Regions from separate parts of the Homo sapiens genome. Here region 2 is linked to region 1. Evidence: read pairs that join two places in POLR2A ChIA-PET (ENCODE). Cell type or tissue: MCF 10A. All regions are shown on one strand.

Region 1 (5,000 bases):
CTTCTGCAGGCTTGGGCCACCTCCTCTCCCAGTCTTAGGCTTATGTGAAGCCTCAGAACCCTGGAGCCCATGTGTGAATGAGAAGCATCTACCTTGGCTGAGTCCTGTCCTTTCCCCTTTTCCTTCCATTTCTCATGGTCCCCTCTTTTCCCAAGGCTTCTGTTGAAAGAAAGTGCTTGAAATGTGCATTTCTGCTTTGTGTGCCAGCTCTTGCATTTCTTTACAGAAACTGCAGAAGAGAGAGCAATGCTTACCTCAAAGGCGTGAGGTTCCAATGGTGGAACTACCATTAGAGCCTGTTTGGCCTTGAGGGACCTCCCGGTCAATGTCAGATGATAGCTCTTGAGGGACCCCTTTCTCCAGCTCCTGGGAAGCTTTCCCTGAAGCTCAAGGGGACTCTGTCTCTCCGGGCTCTCTTGCCTCCCTCATCCCATTTATTGTCATGTCAGAGCAGACCTTGGCTACAAATTCCCTATTTTCACTTTTAAAACTACGTCAATACATATGTGTGTCTGTGAGTTTGTATGATGGGGGTGAGGGAAGGGGAGAAGAGGGGATGAGAGAAGGGAAGAGGGGAAGGGAGGGGAGGAGAAGAGAGGGGAGGTGAGGAGAGGAAAGAAGAGGAGCGGAGAGGAGGGGAGGGGGACAGACATGGGCCAGAGGAGAGAGGAGGGAGGGGAGAGGGAGAGTGAATCACCTGCTATGTGTTCAAATCCTCCCAACAATCAACCATCCTGTGAAGCAGGTCTTCTTGCCCCATTTTCCAAATGAGGACCCTGAGGCTCCCCTTGTCCTCTCCACCACTTGCTTTCACTTCCTTCCTCTCCTGTGCACTCCTCCTTTCCTACCTGAACATTATCTTCATTCCCAAATTTGGAGTTGGTCCTGTGTTCCCCTGAACATTATCTTCATTCCCAAATTTGGAGTTGGTCCTGTGTTCCTGGGGGCACGTTGCCGGTGCATAGGTGTGGGGCTGCAAGCCTGCAGTCCGTCTCACCATGGGGCTCCATGCAGTGGAGTTTATTCCTGGATGGACATCTGGACCTGCAAGATTTATGGGGACCCACAAGATGCTGCCAAAGGCTCTTTTTATGGGTAGTTGCAACACAGAACAGAATATCACTGTGGTCAGGCACCCTGGAGACAGAGAGAGCAGGGGTGCCTGACTGGCTGTGCATCCAACAAATGGGGCAGTACTAACTAGTCCTAGTGCTAGTACTTACCTCATAGGATTATTGCGAGGATGAGCTAAGATAATGGGGTGTTTCCAGAGGTGCAGAGACCACGGGTGGTATTGAAAATGATTTGAAATAATGCACAGACAAGGCATTAAATAGCACTGACTCAAACAGTAAGTGTATTAGGTCCTTTTTAGCTCTCTTTGAATTCTTCTAATTACGTCAAGAAAGTCTCCAGTTGATGCTATTGTGTCTTTAATGCCTAACAAGTACTAATTATTTTTGTTGTTTTGTTCTCTGTGTTTTAACAAAGGGAGTGAAGACTTCAGGCTCAGAGTCCCACTGCAGGCAACAGTGTCTAGGTAGAACTTAATACATATTTTCTTTTTTATTGGAATAATTTTTATGGTTAGTGGTTTTCTATTCACAGAAATAGTATAAAATTTTCTGTGTGAGTAAATGGATTTAGGTTTTAAAAGCAGATCCATTTAAAGGGGAGAACAGCATTAAGTAGATCATAGTATCAATAACATTCAAATATGTCCAAAATTATAAAAGGAGCCCACAGTGATGAAATTTTCAGAATCATTGAGATAATCCACGTCAAGAGCACAGTGGTGGTTATTACTCTTCTGGTGTTGACCCAAGAGTTTCCACATCTAAAACAGGTGGGACAAACTAGGTAGTTTGGGCCCTTCCAACTCTGAGGATCCAAAGTCCTTACTTATTTAGTACCTTGTTTTCCTCTGTCAGGTTCAAAGACAGATTCTCCAATGAGTGATCTTCATCAAATGAAGCTTGGGCTACTCCCAAGGAATCCTGCCACTCTGGAAGATGTTTGATGCAAAATATCTCTGGGGTCAGACAAGTCGACTTATGCTTTCTGAGTCTCAGTTCTTCATCTGCAAAATGCTGTGCCTGATAGCACTAACCTCCGGGTTCTGTAGATTTCATAAGATTATGTAATGTAGCACAAAATGTGAAAAAGTGACCACGAGATATGTATCAATGCCCAGACAAGGCATTGAGTAATACTGACTCACACAGCAAGTTTCCCTATTGCATCAATGAGAAAGTCTCAGTCTGGTAATAATATTGCCTAAGTGCTTTTCTTACACCTGCCAAATAACCCTTTAATTAAGTAGAGGGAAAGGCCTCAAGGCCTTAGGCTTTTGGCAGGCAATAAGATCCAACTGGGATATTAGAGATAGGCTTAGAGGAATATGAAGACTATATCCCCACATTAGCCCTGGGAACAGAACAGGAGCCAAGGGACAGTGGTATTTGAGCTGACCCCTGAAGAGACAGAAAGATTCCTCCAGGCAAAACATACTGGAAAGATGTACAAGGCATCAGGAAAAGCAATCCCTTAAAATCAGGAGGCCTTAGCCAGGTTTGTGCTACAGACCCTCCAGGGGAGGTCTATGGACCTCCTTATGGAATAATGTGGGTTTTAAAATGTGAGATGAAAATATTGGCATTGTTCTTGTGGATTTTTAAATAGTGATAAAATATACATGACATAAAATGTATTATTTTAACTATTTTTAAGTGTACAAGTCAGTGACATTAAGTATTCACATTATTGTATAGCCACCACCATATCCATCTACAGAACTGTATCTTCCCAACCTGGAAGTCTACACCCATTAACAATACCACTCATTATTTCCTCCTTTCCCATCTTGGGGCAATCATCACTCTACTTCCTGTGAATGAACTTGACTGCTCTACATATCCCATGTGAGTGGAATCATATAGTATTTGTCCTTTTTTAATTATCCTATTTATCCCAAGTCAGGCTTACTTCACTTAGCATAGTCTTCAAGGCTCATTCCAGAATAATGTCATTGCATGCATAAAATTTACAAAACAGCATTACAAAGAAAAGTTATATTAAATAACAGTTATCTAAATAATTATTTAAATTAATATAGTAATATGTGGGCTTTTATTAACCAAGATATAATAAGATATAGAGGTGGGTCTACTCATCACTATAATTTCCAGAGAGTAGTGAGTCTGTTTCAAGATACTCTGTAGCAACTATAATGTGATATGAAAATATCTGTGATATCTATTAATGACGAAGTCACAAAAGTCCCATGTAGTGCTGATACAATTTTAGTTGTTGCCTACATTCAGAATTGAAGGAAATGCTAACTGTCAGTTAGAAGTTAGCAAAAATTTAAAAATACATTTTTTTTTCCCATTCAAGCTAAGAATTCCATGGAATTCTTAGAAGTCTTCCATTTCATGGAACCCAGGTTAAGAATCTTCACCCCATGAAAGGAATATTTTTATTCTTCATAAGTTTATTTCATTCTTGGTCCAGAGGTGAGGCAAAGATCAGCTCCTCTCAGCTTCTACTTGGCCCCAGAAACCAACTCTTTGGCATAGACAGTAAGGCTGGGTTTTGGACACGAAACATTTTTCATTAACCCCCACCCACCCCGCCCAGGTATTATGTTTGAAAAGCAGTCTGTGACAGGGAGTGGTTAAAACAGAAGACAAGTTTGTTTCACTCCAAAATCTCTTCCATTTGGTCTCATGGTTCATTAGTATTTGTTGTGCAACACCAAAAAAAAAAAAAAATGCACTCAGATGTAAATGCAGGGACGGCCCAAAACACAGGAGACACTCCACGTGTCTAGACAGCAATGTTCTAACCAACAGAGGAGACACACTGCGCTGTTCATAGTAGTTGCTTAATTTTTCTCATCTGCAAACAGGCTATGGATTGCCAACCTTTAATTAAGAAACAGTTTTCTTTTCAAAAAGAATGTGTTCTAATAAATACCAGCTGAGCTGGGATGGAGGCGCTATAGAAATTACAACTGCAGCTGAAAAACCATGAGACTTGCAGCAGGCTAACCATGAAGACCTTCAGGAAAGGAATAGTTTCCATGTGCTTTGGAGATGAGGACATGCCTCGTGGGCTATGCTCCTTGGCTTCAAAGCCAAGCCACAGCGCCGGTGCTGTGGGTTCTGCCTTCTTGGGCAGAGAGAGGACAGAAAGAGGCAGAAAGACAGTGAGGCAGGGTATTGGCTTAAATGACCTCTGCCTTGACATTCTATGACTTTAAAATCAAAGAGGTACTCAGGGTAAGGTTAGAAGTGTTCTTACTACAGCTGATATCATTGACTTTGCAAAAGGGAGTTCCTAGCAAAGAAAATGTTTCTTCAGATTGAAGTGTCTTGGTATTTGAAATGTCTTAGCATCCCTGTGACCCTCCCTCCACACGTAGTGTTGCCAGATAAAATGCAAGATGTCCAGTTAAATTTGAACATCAGATTAAAAATGAATAATTTTCAGTGTACATATATCCCGTGCAATAAGCTAAAAATATACAAAAGCATTATTTGTTGTTTATCTGAAATTCAAACTTAACTGTGTGTCCTGTATTTTTACTTACTAAATCGGCCAACTCTACTCCCACTCAAACCAGATCTTTCCTCCGATCCACTTTCCTCCAGTTCTTTGTAGAGAAATGCCAGGCCAGCCTGGCACAGACTGAGGTCAACTTAGAGACATGTGTACAGTCAGCATAATGGTTAAGAACACCAACTTTGGAGTCTCAAAGACTTAAAGTAGCCTTCAACTCAAGCCTGTCGCTTTTTGATGGGTTTATCTTGAGAAGCTTTCATGACCTCCCAGGGCCTCAGCTTTGTCCTTTGCAGAATGGGGAGATTGAAAGTCACGGCTGATGTTCAGCCATATCCAATAGTACAAAATCCATACCAGCAGTTTAAAAATTAGAGCATTTCCCAGGCCAGTTGTCAAATAGCTTCCCAATCTCCCCTTCATTGTGCCAGGCACCC
Region 2 (5,000 bases), 480 kb after region 1:
TCTCCTGCCTCCCATTTCCAGAGACCAAGAACCACACAGGAAAGTAAACACAGCTTTAGTGGAAATGAAAGGGAAAGTCCATATTTCTTTGGACACACCTCCTGCTGCCTAGTCAGGAACACAATCACTTCCCTGCTCCCTGCTTTCCCCAGTCCTCTCCAACAGGCCTTCTCTTCCACTCCAGCTGCTGGTCCAGGTTGCCAATCAACTCCCTGTGGTCAAAGTCAGTGACATCTTCTCAGAGGTATTCACCTTAACTGAACTCACAGCAGCATAGACTTCTCTCCTTGACACAATTTTCTCCTGACTCCTGACACCACACCCTTCTGCTCTTCCTCCTTCCACCTTGGCATCTTTATGCCCATTCACTCTGCTAAATTTCCCTTGTTTGGCCAAACCTTGAAGGCAGGCAACCCCCAAGGCTCACTCCTCAGAGCTCTGCTCTCCTCTGATCACTGTTCTTACTTTAATCATCTTATCCAGTTCCATGGTTTTAAGTGCCATCAAATACTAATGGTTGCTAAACACTTACTCCACCTTTGACCTCTCCCTTAAGCTCCAAGCACAAATATTCATTTGAATGTCTGTACTAGTTACCTATTGCTGCCTCACAAATTACCCCCTAAATTTAGTGGTTTAAAACAATGAATACTTTTTATGTCACATTTTCTGTAAGTGAGAAATCTAGTGCCACTTATCTGGGTGCTTCTAACTGAGGTTCTCTCATAAGATTATGGTCATGCTGTTGGCTGGAGCTGCAGTCTCATCTGAAGGTGTAACCAAGGGAAACTTTGCTTCCAAACTCACCCATGTGGTTGTTGGCAGGGTTCTGTTCCTGGTAGGTCATTGGACCAGGGGTCTCAGTTCCTCACTGGCCATTGGCCAAATGCCTTCTACAGATCCTTGCCATGTAGGCATCTCAGGCAGCTAACAGAGGGGCAACTGGCTTGCTTCAGGGCAAGGGAATGAGAGAACAAGAAAGAGTACCCAAAACAGAAGCCATGGTTGTAAGCTCATCTCAGGTTCCATCACCTCTGCCAAATTCTGCTTGCTAGAAGTGAGTCATTAAATCCAGCCCACACTCAAGGATAGCGAATTACAGAGGGCATGAACAGCAGGACACAGGGGTCACTGAGGCCATCTTAAACATACATATAAAATGAAGTATGTCCACAACAGAATTGATTTTCCCCATCCCAAACTTCTCCCTCAAGTTTTTCCTATCTTAAGAAATAATGTAGCAGCATTGTCATAATTGTGCTGTCAACTGGATAAGTTGAAACTGTAGCTCTCAGAATCCCCCTATTGCATGGTTCTGGGAGAGAATTGGCCAAAATAGGAACTTGCACAAGATTTGGAAAGTAGGAAGTGAAGCAGCAGTCAGCATCCTTGAAAGTTCATCATAGTCAGATATGCTGATGGGCAGGCACAGAGGTACCTGGAGTATCTCTGCTTGACCCCATGCTCTTCTATTTTGTGTCCAGCTTGTCTTTCTAATGGTAGGTCTCGCTGACCAACATCTACCCAAGGCTCACCTCCAGAGGCATGGCTGCAGGCCCAGAGAGGTACAAACTGCACAGAGGCAGCAGTATCCCATCACCCTCTACATGAGCTCTTCTCATGGCCTCCCCTTGGTGGCTGGATGTGCTGGGTTTCTTGAATATGTCCAACTACTGTTCCAACTATAATAAATCCGTCATTCCATAATAATCATAATGCTGGCTCCCTCTTATCTCAATTGAAATATCTCTTCCCCAGAGAGGCCTTTCCTGGATTTACCTCCCTGCCTATGTTCTATTCTTCCCATACCATTAGATTCTGAAAGAAATAATCATCACTAATCCTTACCAACTTCTTATCATTTCCCACATATGGCACTATATACTTTAACTATGCCATCGCAGATCATTGTAACATCATTCTTGTAATAAAGGGTGTGACTATTCCTATTTTCAATGGGGAAAAGAAGGCAAAAAGAGGTGAAGTTATTTGCCCAGGAGCTTACAGATAAGCAAGCAAATTGATGGTAAGAAGGGGATCTGAAACCACTTCTGCCTGACTTCTAACACATTCTCTCCATCACATTATAATGCTTCCCCATGTCTGAATCTGGAGTTGGGAGTTTCTTAGCCTCTCAATCTCAAGGTCTTCATTTGTAAACTACAGGCACCTCATAGAATGATCATGAGCATTCATGGTTCTTAGCAAACTTTTATCCCTTCCCACTTCCCCACCCCTACAAATCTCAAAATCCAGGGTGAGTATCTCTACCAGGGTGGGTCTTCAGAGTGTAATCAAGGTCTGAGCAGAGGATCTATGGGTCTATCCCATCTTATGGGGCAGATTTCATCCTGGAGCCTTGGAAGCATCCTACAGGACCCCCTATCTACCCCACTCCATCTCTAATCGGCTGAGACCCAACTCTCAGCCACATAGAGTCAGTCACAGAAGGCTGAGGGCTGGGCACCAAGCCTTCTGCTGGGCAATGAGTCCCTGAACAGGCTGAGTCGCCCCAGGGCACAGGCCTCCCTTCCTTCATGGCCTTCACCAGCTTTTTGTGTCAGGCCCTCAAGGCTTACGTGAAACTCTTCTGAGCTTTGTGCAACATATGAAGACATATAGTCAGAGAAACAGACTCATAATTTGTCAGGTCAAAGGGCTATGGAGAAGCTAGAGTCACTTGGGTGCCACTGTGATTAGTTTCATGTCCATTGCCTGCTGGTTAAAGCCTGAGGTCTTCGCCTACCACCCAGGGCCCTCTGGAATCTGTCTTTAGCCAGGATTCCCTACCCAAATGATTTTATCTTCGCTTTCCTCAGGAAGTATGGACTCTTTTGCTCCTACGACTCTCAGCCCAGAACCCTGCACCCTCCTGGTGACCTCCCTTTGTCTCTTTACCTGCTTTCTACCCTTGTTCAAAGGTACACGTCAAAGCCACTAGCCACATACTGATGAAACAACCTTTGTGAATGATTTTCTTTTAAGATTTAGAAAAATCTAGAAAAATCACTACTTTTAAAAAATCAATTTATACATTCCAAAAATGTTTTCCCATCTGTTGTCTCATTTTATCTACCAAAAATTATTAGGTGAGTTGGACATAAACCAACCCAACTGTAGAATTGTGGAAATAATCATAGCTGGCACATTTGAGCTCCTTCTTTTTGCCCGGCAGTGTGCCAGGCACTTTCCATGAGTTAAATACAGTGTGTCCTTCCAGGAGTCCTGAAAGGCAGCTATAGTTATTATCCCTATTCTCCAGAAGAGAAAACTGAGGTTCAGAAATATTTAAGAATGCCTGAGTCTTCCAGTTCCCAAATGGTAGCACAGAAGCAAGCTAGTTTCACATACTTCCACCACCCTTCCCCCACCAGCAGGATACAAAAAACAAATATAAGTGCCAAGATTATCATCAGAAATAACCCAGCAGTCAAAGATGAGGATGAGATAGTTTTGGGGGCTGCAGAGACGTGAAAAAACTCCGAGAAGGCAGTAAAAGAACTGGACTCTCACATCCACGATGCCCCTCCCCTCATTCTGCCCAGCACCAAGTATGCAGAAAATTGTTCTCCAACTCACTGTTTCTACACTGCAAAAGGTGAGATTGAGAAGAGCAACCAACTTCTCCACCATCTTGGGTTCTCTGACAGGAGACCTCTCCTTACCTTAACTCACAGAAAGCATCACAAGTGACTGAAAGGAGAACCATCCCTGATGTGAGGCAGACAAAAAGGGGAGGCAAGACCTACAGCAGCATCACACTGCAGGAGGTTTGTCCCACAGGTCTTCTGGGAATGAATCCCTAGCCAGCTGTCTCACACTGCTGAGGTATCCCCTTTGAGACCCCCCCATTCAGAAAGGGCACTGCTTAGATCATTTATTAGAAGGACGGCGAACCTGGGCTTAAAGCGCTACCTAGAGTTGAAAATGAGTCAATTACCTAGTGGTGAAGAATCTCTAAACAAATACATCCAATAAAAAACAAAAGAAGCCAGCCAGGGAAGACAGAAACAAATAATCCTTCAATGCAAAGACATAAACATACATCCATTAGAAGCAACTGCAAACAGGGAACCATGATCTTCTCAAATGGACAAAGCAAGGAACCAGTGACTGACCCTAACGAGATGGTGGTATGTTATCTCTTTCACCAAGAATTCAAAATAGTAGTTTTAAGGAAACTCAGTGATCTCCAAGATAAAACAGAAAAACAATTCAGAAATTTACCACAGAAACTTAACAAAGACTGAAATAATTTTAAAAATCAAACCAAAATCTTGGAACTGAGAAATATTTTTACTGAACTGAAAAATTCATTAGAAGCTCTTCTCAACAACAGAATGGATCAAGCAAAGGAAAGATCAGTGAGCTTGAAGATAGGCTTTTGAAAATACACACTCAGAGAAGAAAAAAAGAATGAAAAGCAATGAAGATTATCTACAAGATGTAAAAAGTTACCTCAAAAGGCCAAATCTGAGAATTATTGTTGTTCAAAGAGAGTTCAACAAGAATGAGAGATAAAAAGCTTTACTCAAAGAGAAAAAACTTCCCCAAATTTGAGAAAGAGATAAATATCTAGGTATAGGAAGATCAGAGAATTCCAAAAAGATCTGACCCGAGTGAGACTAGTCCACGGCATATAATAATCAAACTCTCAAAGGTCAAGGACAAAGAGAAGATCCTAAAAACAACAAGAGAAAAGAAGTAAATATTACACAAAGGAGCCTCAATTTGTCTAGCAACAGACTTCTCAATGGAAATCATACAGGCCAGGAGGAAATGGAATTATACTTTCAAAGTGCTGAAAGAAAAAAAACTGTCACTCAAAATTACTACATTCAGCAAAGCTATTCTTCAAATATGAAGGAGAGATAAAGTCTTTCCCAGACAACCAAAAGCTGAGAGAATTCACTACCACCAGACCCATCAGACAAGAAGTGCTAAGAGAAGTTCTTCAATCTGAAAGAAAAAAAAAAAAAAAAACCATTGAAGTGCAAAAA

What was found. Peaks named below come from ENCODE experiments on the same cell type or tissue, not always from the same donor. Only the 100,000 strongest peaks of a DNase experiment are listed, where the experiment ranks them.
Region 2: POLR2A ChIA-PET joins it to region 1 with 5 read pairs; 2 of 35 experiments call an interaction of 5 or more read pairs at or near these places.

Annotation. Positions count from the first base shown.
Region 1 is chr16:55,435,625-55,440,624 of GRCh38, forward strand. All of the region lies in intron 4 of MMP2-AS1 (MMP2 antisense RNA 1), which reads right to left. Among named protein-coding and RNA genes, the nearest start is that of MMP2-AS1, 24 kb to the right of the region's middle. In MCF 10A, no CTCF peak of the experiment used is centred here; DNase peaks (open chromatin) are centred at 2,247 and 3,677.
Region 2 is chr16:55,916,671-55,921,670 of GRCh38, forward strand. It overlaps a transcript of CES5A not described here. Among named protein-coding and RNA genes, the nearest start is that of CES5A, 44 kb to the left of the region's middle. In MCF 10A, no CTCF peak of the experiment used is centred here; no DNase peak of the experiment used is centred here.